2 separate regions of the Homo sapiens genome follow, and region 2 is linked to region 1. Evidence: read pairs that join two places in POLR2A ChIA-PET (ENCODE). Cell type or tissue: OCI-LY7. All regions are shown on one strand. Each heading gives the region's core, and the rest is flanking DNA. Links, peaks and the distances in the headings are about the cores only.

Region 1 (7,622 bases), core at 2,976-5,475:
CTCACTGCAATCTCCACCTCTCGAGTTCAAGCGATTCTCCGGCCTCAGTATCCCAAGTAGTTGGGATTACAAGCTTGAGCCACCATGCCCGGCTAATTTTTGTGTCTTTAGTAGAGACGAGGTTTCACCATGTTGGCCAGGCTGGTCTCAAACCTGATCGCAAGTGATATGCCCACTTCAGCCTCCCAAAGTGCTGGGATTACACTTTGAATCCTAAGCGCCTGGCCAGAGAATGCTATTGTTAATTGTACCTGGATGATAAAGCTTTTCCTTTGAGTAACTCAAGTGAGAAATCCTGGCTCTTCCAGTCCTAGGGCTCTCTGTGACTGATCTGCCAGCTTGCTTTCTGCCTCCTTCTGGACTCCTCTCCATGAAAAAGGGAGAATCTGCCTCACTCTCAGCAGCGTCAACTGAAAATCTGACAAAACCCCCAACCCAGCTGTGTGAGGTGGCTCATGCCTGTAATTCCAGCACTTTGGGAGGCTAAGGAAGGAGGATCTCTTGAGCCCAGGAATTTGGGCCAGCCTGGGTAACATAGCAAAACCTTGTCTCTACAGAAACATCAAAAAATTAACGGGACTTGGTGGCACGTGTCTGTGGTCCCAGCTACTCAGGAGGCTGAAGTGGGAGGATTGCATGAGCCCAGGAGGTCAGGGCTGCAGTGAGCCATGATTGCACCACTGCACTCCAACCTGGGTGAGAGAGCAAGACCCCCATCTCAAAAAAAAAAAAAAAAAAAACCACCCTAACCCCTAAGCCCCAGTTGGGTGACCCCTATTTCTCAGGGGCCCCAAGCCCCCTTTGCACTTTTATCTTCCACATCTGGAAATAGATTCTTCCACATTTAGCTGAGAAATTCAACAGACACTGGTTGAATAAGTCATAGAAGCCAGATGTTCTGACCCAGAAATAACGAAGTTGTTATGGCAGCAGAGCTCATCTTTGATTATGAACAAAGGCAAAAAGCAAACAAACAAAGGAGGCCTGGCATGGTGGCTCACGCCTGTAATCCCAGCACTTTGGGAGACCAAGGCGGGCAGATTACCTGAGGTCAGAAGTTCGAGACCAGCCTGGCCAACATGGTGAAACCCCGTCTCTACTAAAAATACAAAAAATTAGCCGGGTGTGGTGGCGGGCGCCTGTAGTCCCAGCTACTCGGGAGGCTGAGGCAGGAGAATGGCGTGAACCCAGGAGGCAGAGCTTGCAGCGAGCCGAGATTGCACCACTGCACCCCAACCTGGGCAACAAAGCAAGACTCCATCTCAAAAAAAAAAAAAAAGAAAAAGCCAGGTGTGGTGGCTCACACCTGTAATCCCAGCACTTTGGGAGGCCGAGGCGGATGGATCACAAGGTCAGGAGTTCGAGACCAGCCTAACCGACGTGGTGAAACCCCGGCTCTACTAAATACAAAAATTAGCCAGGCATGGTGGCACGCAGCTATAATCCCAGCTACTCAGGAGGCTGAGGCAGAAGAATCGCTAGAACCCGGGAGGCAGAGGTTGCAGTGAGCTGAGATTGTGCCACTGCACTCCAACCTGGGTGACAGAGCGAGACTCTGTTTCAAAAAAAAAAAAAGAAAAAAAAAATGGCCAGGCACAGTGGCTTACCCCTGTAATCCCAGCATTTTGGGAGACCAAGGCAGGTGGATCATCTGAGGTCAGGAGTTTGAGACCAGCCTGGCCAATGTGGTGAAACCCTGTCTCTACTAAAAATACAAAAGTTAGCCAGGCTTGGTGGCAGGTGCCTGTAGTCCCAGCTATTTGGGAGGCTGAGGCAGGAGAAGCGCTTGAACCCGGGAGATGGAAATTGCAGTGAGCCCAGATTGCGCCATTGCACTCCAGCCTGGGCGACAGAGCAAGACTGTCTCAAAAAAACAACAACAAAAAAGCAGGAAGCAGACTTTTTAGCTAGTTCAGCTATACTAATTGTGTACATGTCTTTAGTCTTATCATTTATATATATATATATATATATATACACACAAACACACAGTGGAGGTATGTCTTGCACAGGGACTAGCTTGTGAAGTTAGCGCAGAGAGATAACATGGGACACAGTTGAGTTGCCTTGACATTGCTCAGAAGGTTAGGTACACACGTCATGTGTACAGCTGTGTCCTGTACTCATAGCTATGAGTTCCTGCTGTATTGGTGATTTGTGTCCCATGTATAATTCTAAAGAAAGATTATATTTAGAGATGAAATCATACACGTATGTCTCTACTTATAACACTGCAGCCAGATTTTTTTTTTTTTTTTTAAAGAGATAGGGTGTCACTATGTTGCCCAGACTGGACTTGAACTCCTGGGCTTAAGCAGTCCTCCCACCTCAGCTTCCTAAGTAGCTGGAACCACAGGTGCACATCACCATGCCTGGGCACTTCAGCAAATTTAAGATGATTCTCGACTGGGCATAGTGGCTCATGCCTGTAATCCCAGCACTTTGGGAGGCCAAGGCAGGCGGATCACAAGGTCAGGAGATCGAGACCATCTTGGCTAACACAGTGAAACCCCGTCTCTACTAAAAATAGAAAAAAAAATTAGCCGGGCGTGGTGGGGGGTGCCTGTAGTCCCAGCTGATTAGGAGGCTGAGGCACAAGAATGGCATGAACCCGGGAGGCGGAGCTTGCAGTGAGCCGAGATCGTGCCACTGCACTCTAGTCTGGGCAACAGAGTGAGACTCCATGTCAAAATAAAATAAAATAAATTAGAATTACAGGTGCACACCACCACGCCCAGCTAATTTTTTATATTTTTAGTAGAGATGGAGTCTCACTCTGTCACCCAGGCTGGAGTGCAGAGGCACGATCTCAGTTCACTGCAACCTCAGCCTCCCGAGTAGCTGAGACTACAGGGGCATGCCACCACGCCTGGCTAATTTTTTGTATTTTTTGTATCACCATGTTGCCCAGGCTGATCTCGAACTTCTGAGCTCAAGCAATCCACCCGCCTCAGCCTCCCAAAGTGCTAGGATTACAGCCATGATCCAATGATCCACCTCACCTGGCCCTATACCTATAACTCTTTTTTTCTTCCTTTCTTTCCTTCTTTCTTCTTTTTTTTTTTTTTTTTTTTTTTTTTTTTTTTGACGGAGGCTGGCTCTGTTGCCCAGGCTGGAGTGCAGTGGCAAAATCTCGGCTCACTGCAATCTCTGCTGCCTCCCAGGTTCAAGCAGTTCTTATGCCTCAGACTCCTGAGTAGCTGGAATTACAGGTGCACACCATCATGCCCAGCTAAATTTTTATATTTTTAGTAGAGATGGGGTTTCACCATGTTGCCCAGGTTGGTCTCGAACTCGTGAGCTCAGGCAATCTGCCTGCCTCGGCCTCCCAAAGTGCTAGGATTACAGGTGTGAGCTGCCGTGCCCAACCAGCTTCTGTAACTCTTGAGTCAGTATTTCTCTACAGCCGTTAGTTAATTCTCCAGTTTCTTTCCAGCCCTGGTTGAAAGAGCCATTTCAGCCCCTGTGCCTGACAGTCAACACAGTACATTTTTTCTTTTTCTTTTTTTTCCTTTGAGATAGGGTCTCTGTCGTCCAGGCTGGAATGCAGTGGCTCGATCATGGCTCACTGCAGCCCTGAACTCCTAGGCTCAAGCGATCCTCCAACCTTAGCCTCCCGCATAGCTGGGACCACCGGCACGCGCCACCACACCCAATTAATTTTGTTGATTTTTAATAGAGTCGAGTCTGCCTATGTTGCAGGGGCCCATTTATTTCGGTGAGTTTCCACATGCTCTTTGTTTAGGTTTTGCCGATTAGTATTGACCTCAGCTGGACAACATCAGGTGCTCGTGGGTACACTTTAGTCTTTTTTGTCTACCTTCCCAGGACATGAATTAAATGCACCCGTACAGGATTCTACCGGCTATGAGAGGAAAGGGCTCAAGGATATACACCAAAATGATACAACTGCTTTAGAAAGGAGAGAGCAGGGCTGGCTGGCTTTTCTGTCTTCCCCCAAAACTTGATTCCAGTTGTGTCACTACTTGTAACAAAAATAAATCAACAGGCTGGACATGATGGCTCAGACAAATTCCAGCACTTTGGGAGGCCAAGGCGGGAGGATTGCTTGAGACCAGGCTGGGCAACCAAGCAAGACCTCATCTCTAAAAACAATTTAAAAATTCCCTGGGCGTGTGGCACAAGCCTGTGGTCCCAGCTACTTGGGAGGCTAAGGCAAGAGAATCACTTGAGCGCAGGAATTTGTGGCTGTAGTGAGCTATGATTATGCCACTGCACTGCAGCCTGGGTGACGGACCGAGACCCCATCTCCAGTGAAAAAAGTCAACTTCCTCCCTGCAAATAGTAAGAGGCTAGTTCGACCAAACACCTGTGAGTTCAATGGTCACCCGTATCCTACAGACCTGCTATAGGGTTCCTGAGTGAAACCACAAAGGGACAGGCAGCCAGTGCATCAAAGAAGGGCATGGGGCTCAGGTGACAAGCCTCTGTAGTCATGACCTGGCAGCAGCATGCTTCCAAAGTTGGATGCTCTTGTGGGACACTGGACCAAGGAACAGGGCAGCTTCTGAGAGAGTTTGCTTCCTGTGAAAATCACAGCTTGTGAAACTTCCCCCAGCTGCTAGAGCTGAAGGGTTGTGTAATTTCTAAAGAGCCAAAAATAAGTTTCAAGCCTCTTGCCAAGCCTCCCTGTACCAGCATGACCTTGCCCCTGATACACTTGGACCTCCTGCAAGAGGCCATGTTGACCGGAATTTCCTGTGATTGACAGCCAGAGGTTCCATAAGCACTTTCCTTTCATCTCAATGGAGCATATTCAGGGGAGGGGGCCCTCCTGCTGGATGGGGTGCAAGAGTTAGGGTTTGAGGCTGGGCACGGTGGCTCACACCTGTAATCCCAGCACTTTGGGAGGCGGAGGCGGATGGATGACCTGAGGTCAGGAGTTCGAGACCAACCTGGCCAACATGGTGAAACCCCATCTCTACTAAAAATACAAAACATTAGCCGGCTGTGGTGGCGGGCGCCTATAATCCCAGCTACTCAGGAGGCTGAGGCAGGAGAATCACTTGAACCCGGGAGGCAGAGGTTGCAGTGAGCCGAGATCTCACCATTGCACTCTAGCCTGGACAACAAGAGTGAAACTGTCAAAAAAAAAAAGTGTTTGGAGGATCACCCCGGGATGCCACATTTGTTGACTGAGTTGCCCAAATGTCTCTAAGTAGGCATGACTTGGTGCCAGATCTGGAAGACCAGGGTGGCTGGCTCCCTGAGCAACCTCACCTTCCCCCTCCTGCAGGCTGGCTCTCCTGCCGGATTGGAATCTGCCACCCTGCCCCAGTTGTCGAGGGATCCACTTCGTTGAGTGGCACCGGTCCCTGTGTGTGAAAGAGGATGCTGCTTCCTATCCCAGCACCCAGTGGGCAGGGCCCTGAAATGACCCAACTCCCTGCCGTTCCCTTCTCAGCACGTCTGTGTCACGTGGCTCTTAATTCAGCCTCTGCCATACAGTTCACGCTCAGGCCTTGAGAGGCCCAGGTTTCCCCAGAGGTATAGTCAAGGTCACCTGTCATAGCTAGGCTTACAAGACAGAATTCCCTAATGGAGGTAGAGCTTTGTGCCCACCTCAGCATTCAAGACTGCAGTGCCTGGCACTAAGTGTCTGACAGATGGAATAATAGTCTTTTAACATATTAAGGATCTGTCTAAAATTACCACAAGGCTGGGCACAGCAGCCCACACCTGTGATCCCAACATGGTGGGAGTCCGAGGCAGGAGGATCGCTTGAGCCCAGGAGGTTGAGGCTACAGTGAGCCATGAACATCCCGCTGCACACCAGCCTAGGCAACAGAGGGAGACTGTCTCAAAAAATAAGTAAATAAAAATAAAATAGAAGATGTGGCCGGGCGCAGTGGCTCACACCTGTAATCCCACCAGTTTGGAAGGCTGAGGCGGGCAGATCACTTGAAGTCAGGAGTTGGATACCAGCTTGGCCAACATGGTGAAACCCCATCTCTACTAAAAATACAAAAACAGGCCAGGTACAGTGGCTCACACCTGTCATCCCAGCACTTTGGGAGGCCAAGGCGGGTGGATCACCTGAGGTCAGGAGTTCTAAACCAGCCTGATCAACATGGTGAAACCCTGTCTCTACTAAAAATAAAAAAATTAGCCAGCCATGATGGCAGGTGCCTGTAATTCCAGCTACTCAGTAGGCTGAGACAGGAGAATCGCTTGAACCTGGGAGGCAGAGATTGCAGTGAGCCAAGATCACACCATTGTACTCCAACCTGGGTGACAAGAGTGAAACTCCATCTCAAAAAAGAAAAAAAAAATTAGCTAGGCGTGGCAGCGGGCACCTATAATCCCAGCCACTCGGGAGGCTGAGGTATGAGAATCACTGGAACCTGGGAGGCGGAAGTTGCAGTGAGCTGAGATCGCATCACTGTATTCTAACCTGTGTGACAGAACGAGACTCCATCTCAAAAAAAAAAAAAAATACAAGAGCCTATCCCTGCCTTCTTGCTGTTGAGCTATTTCAATTAGTTAACCCTCCTATATCTTTGCAGACCTGGAGTGGAAGATCATTTATGTTGGCTCGGCTGAGAGTGAGGAATTTGATCAGATCCTAGACTCGGTGCTGGTGGGCCCTGTGCCAGCAGGGAGACACATGTTTGTCTTTCAGGTAAGAAAGATGAGGCCTTAGGCCTTAGCCCTTGATTCCTAGAAACATCCTCTTTTACCTGAAATCCCACAGAGTGCTTCAGGAATCAAAAGTTCAAGTTCAGCTGGGCACGGGCTCACGCCTATAGACCCAGCTACTCCAGGGACTGAGGTGAGAGGATTGCTTGAGCCCGGGAGTCTGAGGCTGCAGTGAGCCACTGCACTCCAGCCTAGGCAACACAGTGAGACCCTGTCTCTAAAAAAGAAAAAAACAAGTATTAAAAACATAGAGGCCGGGCACAGTTGCTCACACCTGTAATCCCAGCACTTTGGGAGGCCGAGGTGGGAGGATTGCTTGAGGCCAGGAGTTTGAGACCAGCTGGGGCAATATAGTGAGACCGCATCTCTACAAAAAATGTAAAAATCAGCAGAGCATGGTGGTGTGCGCCTGTAGTCTCAGATACTTGGGAGGCTGAAATGGGAGGATCACTTGAGCCTGGGAGATGGAAGCTACAATGAGCCAAGACCACACCACTGCACTCCAGCCTGGGCAACAGTAAGACCCAGTCTCAATCAATCAATTAAAACAATTTAAAAGTTCAGGTTCAAATCCTAGTTCTACTGTCAGGAACTATCTGACCTCTCAGAGGCCGTCAGGCCCTCCCTTCCCCCACCTCTGTGTCAAAGCTGCCACTGATTTACAGGCAATTCCCATTATTTACAAGAGTTACGTTCTATAAAGTTGCCGCGAACACTGAATTAGTGAATACTGAACCATTGCCCCAGGGGAAATACAGGGTTAGATTCTTGGAAGTCACATTTTCGTCAGCTGGTTAATACGTAAACTTGTATGTGTGTTTATGTTGAAAAGACACCAGGACGGCTATGATGGCTCAAACCTGTAATCCCAGCACTTTGGGAGGCTGAGGTGGGTGGATCGCCTGAGGTCAGGAGTTCAAGACCAGCCTGGCCAATGTGATGAAACCCCGTCTCTACTAAAA
Region 2 (7,622 bases), core at 2,719-5,218, 220 kb before region 1:
CGCCTTGGCCTCCCAAAGTGCTGGAATTACAGGCGTGAGCCACCGTGCCTGGCCGAGCCACTGTACCTGGCCTCTTTTTACTTTTAGAGACAGGGTATCGCTGTGTTTCTCAGACTGGAGTGCAATGGTGCCATCATGACTCACAGCAGCCTCCATCTTCTGGGCTCAAGTGATCCTCCCACCTCAGCCTCCTGAGTGGCTGGGGTTACAGGCCTGAGCCAGCCCCATTCTGTCTTCTGTGTACTCTAAACCTAGAGCAATGATCTAGGTTTGCTCAATACACACAGTAGGTGCTCAATAAATGTTGCATGAATGCATGGACGACGAGTTCTAGCTGGGAAATGGCAGCCGGGAAAAGTGGGTTGTGGAGGAGAATTTAAGAGATGAGAGCTGTTTCCGAAACTCCTGGAGGGCCCGAGGTCCCCCGGGTTGGGGAGAAACGGGGGCGACCGTCCACCTCCCCGGGAGTCGCACGCACCTCCCCTTGGAGGCCCACAGGTGGCGCTCGCTCCCCGCGCTGCAGTGGCGGGAAGCGGAGGTGGAAAAACCCGAGCTTTAGCCCCGTCCCGGGTCTGGCTGCTGGGGTCAGTTCCTGGCCCGGATTTGGACGCCAGTCCCTGGGATCCTGCTTGGGGTCCTACCTCGTGGTAGAGGGGCTTTTTGGTCAAACGAGGGGGATCTGAGAAGAGTGGGGGTGGTGGGCTGCAGAGTCCGGGCAGCTGAGGGCTCCCTCCATCTGTCCACGCGTGCTCTGATTCCATTCCCAAAACTAGTTCAGCAGCTCCATGCCTGGGGGAGGGGGAGACGCACTTACCATGTTCGTGTTCTTCCTTAACTTTATATAGGTTAGAGCTGGGCGCAGCGCTTGGTGTCAGTGGGTCTTGGGTGCACATTTGTGGAATGGTGAATGGGTGAATCCCCGTTTTACAGATGGGGAAACTGAGGCTCAGGGAGGCGATGCGGCTCACCCAGGTTCATAGAGCCAGAAAATGGCAAGGCTGGGATTGGAGACACCAGGCCTGTGTGAGTCCAGAGTCAGCCCATTTTGTTTGTTTGTTTGTTTGAGACACGGTTTTGCTCTGTCACTCAGGCTGGAGTGCAGTGGCAGGATCTTGGCTCAGTGCAACCTCTGCCTCCTGGGTTCAAGCCATCTCCTGCCTCAGACTCCCGAGTAGCTGGGATTACAGGCACGCGCCACCACGCCCAGCTAATTTTTTGTATTTTTAGTAGAGACAGGGTTTCACCACGTTGACCAGGCTGGTGTGAAACTCCTGACCTCAAGTGATCTGCCCGCCTCAGCTTCCTAAAGTGCTGGGATTACAGGCGTGATGCTTGGCCAAGAGTCAGCCAATGTTTAAAAAACAATGTATGTTTAAAAAACATTGTATTTGGCTGGGCGTCATGGCTCACGCCTATAATCCCAGCACTTTGGGAGGCTGAGGCGGGTGAATTACTGGAGGTCAGGATTTCAAGACCAGCCTGGCCAACATGGCGAAACCCCGTCTCTACTAAAAATACAAAACTAGCTGGGCGTGGTGGCATGCGCCTGTAATCCCGGTTACTCGGGAGGCTGAGGCAGGAGACTCCTTTGAACCCGGGAGGCAGAGGTTGCAGTGAGCTGAGGTCACGCCATTGCACTCCAGCCTGGGCAAAAAGAGCGAAACTTCGTCTCAAAAGAACAAACAAACAACAACAACAACAAAAATTGTATTTTATTTATTGCAGAGACGAGAAGTCTTGCCATGTTGCCCGGGTTGGTCTCCAACTCTTGGGCTCAAGACATCCTCCTGCTTCAGGCTCCCTCAGTGCTGAGATTTCAGGTGAGCACTACCTCGCCCAGCCTAAAAACATTTTTCAATAGATTTTCTAGTTACCCAAAGTGATACAGGATTCCCTCTGGGAAGCTAAAGCCCTTCCTGTCCCTCCTTATCTCAATTCCGAGATGATGGTGGGGAGGGTCTCCTTTCATCCTACCCTCTTTGCCTTCAAAAGCATGTCTACACATGCCTAAGGGGTCTCTGGGTTTCTAGCTGGGTCATAAACTTCTCCTGTCTGGGCTGGGCACAGTGGCTCATGCCAATAATCCCAGCACTTTGGGAGGACAAGGTGGGAGGATCACTTAAGATCAGGAGTTCGAGACCAGCCTGGTCAACATGGAGTGACCCTGTCTCTACTAAAAATACAAAAATTAGCTGGGTGTGGTGGCACGCGCCTGTAGCTACTTGGGAGACTGAGGCATGAGAATCGTTTGAACCCAGGAGGCAGAGGTTGCAGTGAGCTGAGATGGTGCCACTGCACTCCAGCCTGGGCAACAGAGCAAGACTCCATCTCAAAAAACAAAAACAAAAACACAACAACAAAACACTTACCCTGTCTGGGCCTCAGTTGCCTCGTCTCTAAAATGGTTTTAATGGTCATTGAACCACTTTCCAGGGTGTCTGTGAGTTGCACAAAAAGCTGGTCTGGGCAGGGCCCCACATCTGGGTGGAATTGGGGGTCTCCTCTGCTGGTTTATACATCTTGGTAGGAAAACACACCAGGTGTGGATGATCCTGCTGTTTCCTTAGTTCAAGGACTTGGTGCACAGTGGGTATGTGTGGTCTAATGCTGCCGGTGCACCCACTGTGTCTGCATTTGAATAATGTGCGTGCACTGAGCTGTTTCCACGTGGGGCCCAGTGGCTTCCCGTAGACCAGGGTTTCTCAATGTCAGCACTCTTGACATTTGGGGCCACATCATTTTTTGCTCTGGGGAACTGTTCTGTGCCTTGTAGGATTTTTTTTTTTTTGCAGGGGAGATGAGGTCTTGCTATGTTGCCCAGGCTGGCCTTGGACTCATGGCCTCAAGTGATCCTCGTGCCTTGACTTCCCGAAGTGCTGGGATCACAGGCCTTAGCCACCTTGCCCAGTCCCTTGTAGGACATTGAGCGTCCCTGAACTGGACCCACTAAATGCCAGGAGTACCCCTGCCCCCATTTTTTTTTTTTTTTTTTTTTTTTGAGATGGAGTCTCACTCTGTCGCCCAGGCTGGAGTGAGGTGGAATGATCTTGGCTCACTGCAACCTCTGCCTCCCAGGTTCAAGTGATTCCCCCACCTCAGCCTCTCGAGTAGCTGGGATTACAGGCACTAACCACCACACCTGGCTAATTTTTGTATTTTTAGTAGAGATGGAGTTTTCCCCATATTGGCCACGCTGGTCTTGAACTCCTCACCTCAAGTGATCCGCCCACTTTGGTCTCCCAAAGTGCTGGGGTTACAAGTGTAAGTCACTGTGTCTGGCCCCCTGCCCCAATTTTACAGCCAGAAATACCTTCAGACATTGCCAAATGTCTCCTGGGTGACAGAGTTACCCTCATTGAGACCCATTGCTGTGTATACTTCTGGGAGGTACACATACAGGTCAGAAACAGACCCTGATAGAGGGTTGGAGGGCAAGTGGTTTATTTGGGAAATGAACACAGGAAACCTGGGGAGGGGAGAAGAGAGATGACAAGGGATATCAAACAGGTTGTCACTACGGAAAACTGGGGCCTGATCCCTCCAGGGGTCTCTGGGAGACTGTGGATTAGGCATATGCTGGGGAGGGAGCTGGGGTATTTATCCACCAACTCATTCCATTTCTGGCTCAGGGCTACTCCCAGGGATGTCAATTTCCCACACTCTGTCTCCTGTTCAAGTACACTGAAGTGATCAGGTCCCAGATGTGGCCAGGGTCCAGCGGGACATCTCTGCAGCGGTTTCTGTTCCTTTTTGTGCGAGCCCACCCGGGCTTTTGGTCTCTTCGGGCTGTGCGAGCCCACCCGGATGTCTGCAGCCGGCTGTGTGTATATTTGGTGTGCCAGTGTGTGTTTATCTGCCATGCATGTGTTTGCGTCTGTATTTATCTGGCACAAGTGTGCTTGTCTTTGTTTTCCCTTCTGCTCCATCTCCACGAATGTGGGGGAAACTTCTGTTTTTAATCAGGGGCCAGGGAACTGTCTTACTGCCACATTAGCAACTGTGTTATTAATGAGGCCGATCGGAAGTGATTTTTCGTACTTGCTCCGAGGTCTGAGTCAAGGCACCATGCCCAAAGCTCTCCCAGAGGGTAGCCTCAAAGCCCTGCCAGCTTCTTGTATGCCCAAGAGGAAAACTGAGGCACAGTCAGGGAAAGGGAGTTAACACCTATTGGAAACTGATTATCTGCAAAGCATTTCACATGCATAAATGCTTAATGAGTTCTTATGCCTACTACATATAAGGAAAGGAATTCATGTTCCCATTTACTGATGAGGAAGCTGAGGCTGGGGTGAGGTCCAGAGCTCTTGTGGAAGCTGATGGCTCTGGGGTCTCCAATACCCATTTCTTTGTTCCTTTCAAATGGCAACCATTCTTGTGTGTTTGTGGTGGGAAGGGGACAGGGCAGGGTATCACTCTGTTGCCCAGGCTGGAGTGCAGTGGCACAATCTCAGCTCACTGCAACCTCTGCCTCCCGTCTCATGGGTTCAAGAGATTCTCCTGCCTCAGCCTCCCAAGTAGCTGGGATTAGAGGTGTGCACCACCATGCCTGGCTAATCTTTGTATTTTTGGTAGACACAGGGTTTCACCATGATGACCAGGCTGGTCTCTGTCACGTGCATCCGTGTGAAAAGGGTCCACCAAACAGGCTTTGCGTGAGCAATAAAGCTTTTTTTTGGGTGCAGGCAGGGCTGAGTCCGAAAAGAGAGTCAGCAAAGGGTGATGGGATTATCATTAGTTCTTATAGGTTTGGGATAGGTGGTGGAGTTAGGTGCAATTTTTTTTTTTCTGAGACTGAGTCTCGCTCTGTCGCCCAGGCTGGAGTGCAGTGGCGCAATCTTGGCTCACTGCAAGCTCCATCTCCCAGGTTCACGCCATTCTCCTGGCTCAGCCTCCCAAGTAGCTGGGACTACAGGCGCCCACCACCATGCCTGGTTAATTTTTTGTATTTTTAGTAGAGACAGGGTTTCACCATGTTAGCCAGGATGGTCTCGATCTCCTGACCTCGTGGTCCACCCACCTCGGCCTCGCAAAGTGCTGGGATTACAGGCATGAGCCACCGCGCCCAGCCAGGAGCAATTTTTTTGCAGGCAGGGGGTGGATCATACAAAGTACATTCTCAAGTTGGGTGGGGAGAATATTACAATCTACCTTCTCAAGGGTGGGGAGGGTGTATCCTACAAAGTACATTCATAAGGGCGGGGGAATATCACAAAGTACATTATTGCAAGGGCGGGGAGGGTATATTGTCACAAAGTCAGTTGAACAGTTAGGGTTGGGCAGGAACAAATCACGATGGTGGGATGTCATCAGTTAAGGAGGAACTGGCTATTTTCACTTCTTTTGTGGATCTTCAGTTGCTTCAGGCCATCTGGATGTATATGCAGGTCACAGGGGATATGATGGCTTAGCTTGGGCTCAGAGGCCTGACAGCCTCGAACTCCTGACCTCAAGTGATTTGCCTGCCTTGGCCTCCCAAAGTGCTGGGATTACAGGCATAAACCACCATGCCTGGCCTCAGATGGCAACCATTCTTAAAGCTCTCCAGGACTGTTGGTGCTCAGCAGTGCCTCAGTTTCCCCTTCTGGTCACATGAGTCCTTCCCAGCAAACCAGCCCTTGGGTGTCTGAAGAATCCCTGCTGCTTGGCAGGGTGCCAGGGTTCTTGTACTTTCCTCCTGTGGATGCTCCAGGCCCAGGGGCCTGGCTGGCTCTGTGAACACAGATATTAATTAGCATTCATTAAAAACCCCCTGTGCGGTGAGAGCGGCTCTGGTAGATCCTCAGGCTCTGAAATACCTAGAAGCTGACTGGGGTCCCCAGAGCGTGGCAGTTGCTGCCTGGACCAAGAGCAGGGCCTATGGGTAGCGCCACCTGAAACGTCTTTTGTCGTTTTTTTGAGATGCAGTCTCGCCATGTTGCCCAGGCCGGTCTCGAACTCCTGACCTCGTGATCTGCCTGCCTTGGCCTCTCAAAGTGCTGGGATTACAGGTGTGAGCCACCACGCCCAGCCTACCTGGAAGGTCTTAACCAGTCAGGGCTTCTCCCTGGCCCAGTCCTGGGGGACTAGGCTGCAGTCCCTGTTTCTCCCTATGGCTATGGAACATTTGTGCTGAAAGAGACCCTCACTCCAACGCCCAGGAGATGGAGCCCGTGGTCCCCCAGAGGGTCCCATGGTCAGCTACCGAGGCTCAAGTCCCTGCTCTGGCACCCACCTGACCTCAGGCAAGTTGCTTACTCGCTCCTTGCCTCCGTTTCCTCATCTATAACATGAAGGTATTTTCTGCCTTGCAAGGTTGTTGGAATACATAAATGACCATGTGCGTTTCATGTCATATACACGTAAGGGCTCAGCAGCCACTGAGACCAGCTCTGCCTCTTACCAGCGGTGTGATCTGCTCACAGGGAATCCATGTACCTGGGTATCAGTTTTCTGTCTGTAAAATGGGGCTATCGACCGGGCACGGTGGCTCATACCTGTAATCCCAGCACTTTGGGAGGCCAAGGCCGGCAGATCACCAGAGGTCAGGAGTTGGAGACCAGCCTGGCCAACATGGCAAAACCCCGTCTCTACTAAAAATACAAAAATTACCCGGGCGTGGTGGCACTTGCCTGTAGGCCCAGCTACTCAGGAGGCTGAGGCAGGAGAATCGCTTGAACCCGGGAGGCAGAAGTTACAGTGAGCCGAGATCGCACCATTTCACTCCAGCCCGGGTGACAGAGCGAGACCGTGTCTCGGAAAAAAAAAAAAAGATATGTTGATTCAGGTGCGGTGGCTCATGCCTGTTCCCAGGCTATAATTTGAATTTTGAGAGGCTAAGGCAGGAGGATTGCTTGAGGCCAGGAGTTTGAGGTTGGTCTGGGCAACCCTATCTCTATTAAAAACACAGCAAGACCCTATCTCTATTAAAAACAAACAAACAAACAAACAACAAAAAACAGAAGGCTGAGTGTAGTGGCTCATGCCTGTAATCCCAGCATTTTGGGAGGCTGAGGTGGGTGGATTGCTTGAGGTCAAGAGTTTGAGACCAGCCTAGGCAACATGGTGAAACTCTGTCTCTACCAAAAATACAAAAATTAGCTGGGCATGGTGGCATGCAGGAGGCAGAGGTTGCAGTGAGTGGAGATCACGTCACTGCACTCCAGCCTGGGCGACAGAGCGAGAGTGTCTCAAAAAAAAAAAAAAATGAAGTCGTAACCCTGGGTTCTCCTGAATGAATTATTTGGAAACAGGGTCTTTGCAGATATAATCAGTTAAGTTAATGTGAGGTCACATTGGATTAGGGTGGGCTCTAAATCCAATATGGCTGGTGTCTTTATTTATTTATTTAATTTTTTTTTTTTTTTAGACAGGGTCTTGCTCTGTTGTCCAGGCTGGAGTGCAGTGGTGCAATCATAGCTCACTGCAGCCTCAATATCCAGGGCTCAGGGGATCCTCCCACCTCAGTCTCCCAAGTAGCTAAGACTACAGGTGAGCACCACCATGCTTGGCTAATTTTGTATATTGTTTTGCAGAGACGGGGTTTTGCTATGTTGCCCAGGCTGGTCTTGAACCCCTGGGCTCAAGCGATCCTCCCACTTTGGCCTCCCAAAGTGCTGGGATTACATGCGTGAACTACTGTACCT

The links. ChIA-PET counts read pairs that join two places held together with the same protein. Peaks named below come from ENCODE experiments on the same cell type or tissue, not always from the same donor. Only the 100,000 strongest peaks of a DNase experiment are listed, where the experiment ranks them.
Region 2: POLR2A ChIA-PET joins it to region 1 with 22 read pairs; 21 of 35 experiments call an interaction of 5 or more read pairs at or near these places.

What each region holds. Positions count from the first base shown.
Region 1 is chr19:14,125,143-14,132,764 of GRCh38, reverse strand. It overlaps ASF1B (anti-silencing function 1B histone chaperone), which reads left to right. Exons shown (of 4, transcript NM_018154.3): 2 at 6,528-6,643. Among named protein-coding and RNA genes, the nearest start is that of ASF1B, 7.6 kb to the left of the region's middle. RefSeq lists an enhancer at 4,091-4,200. In OCI-LY7, for the core only: no CTCF peak of the experiment used is centred there; a DNase peak (open chromatin) is centred at 4,334; H3K4me3 peaks cover 1,084 bases; H3K27ac peaks cover 2,144 bases.
Region 2 is chr19:14,341,513-14,349,134 of GRCh38, reverse strand. All of the region lies in intron 1 of LINC01841 (long intergenic non-protein coding RNA 1841), which reads left to right. It overlaps LINC01842 (long intergenic non-protein coding RNA 1842), which reads right to left. Exons shown (of 2, transcript NR_134916.1): 2 at 5,222-5,709. Among named protein-coding and RNA genes, the nearest start is that of LINC01842, 12 kb to the right of the region's middle. RefSeq lists an enhancer at 1-821. In OCI-LY7, for the core only: no CTCF peak of the experiment used is centred there; no DNase peak of the experiment used is centred there.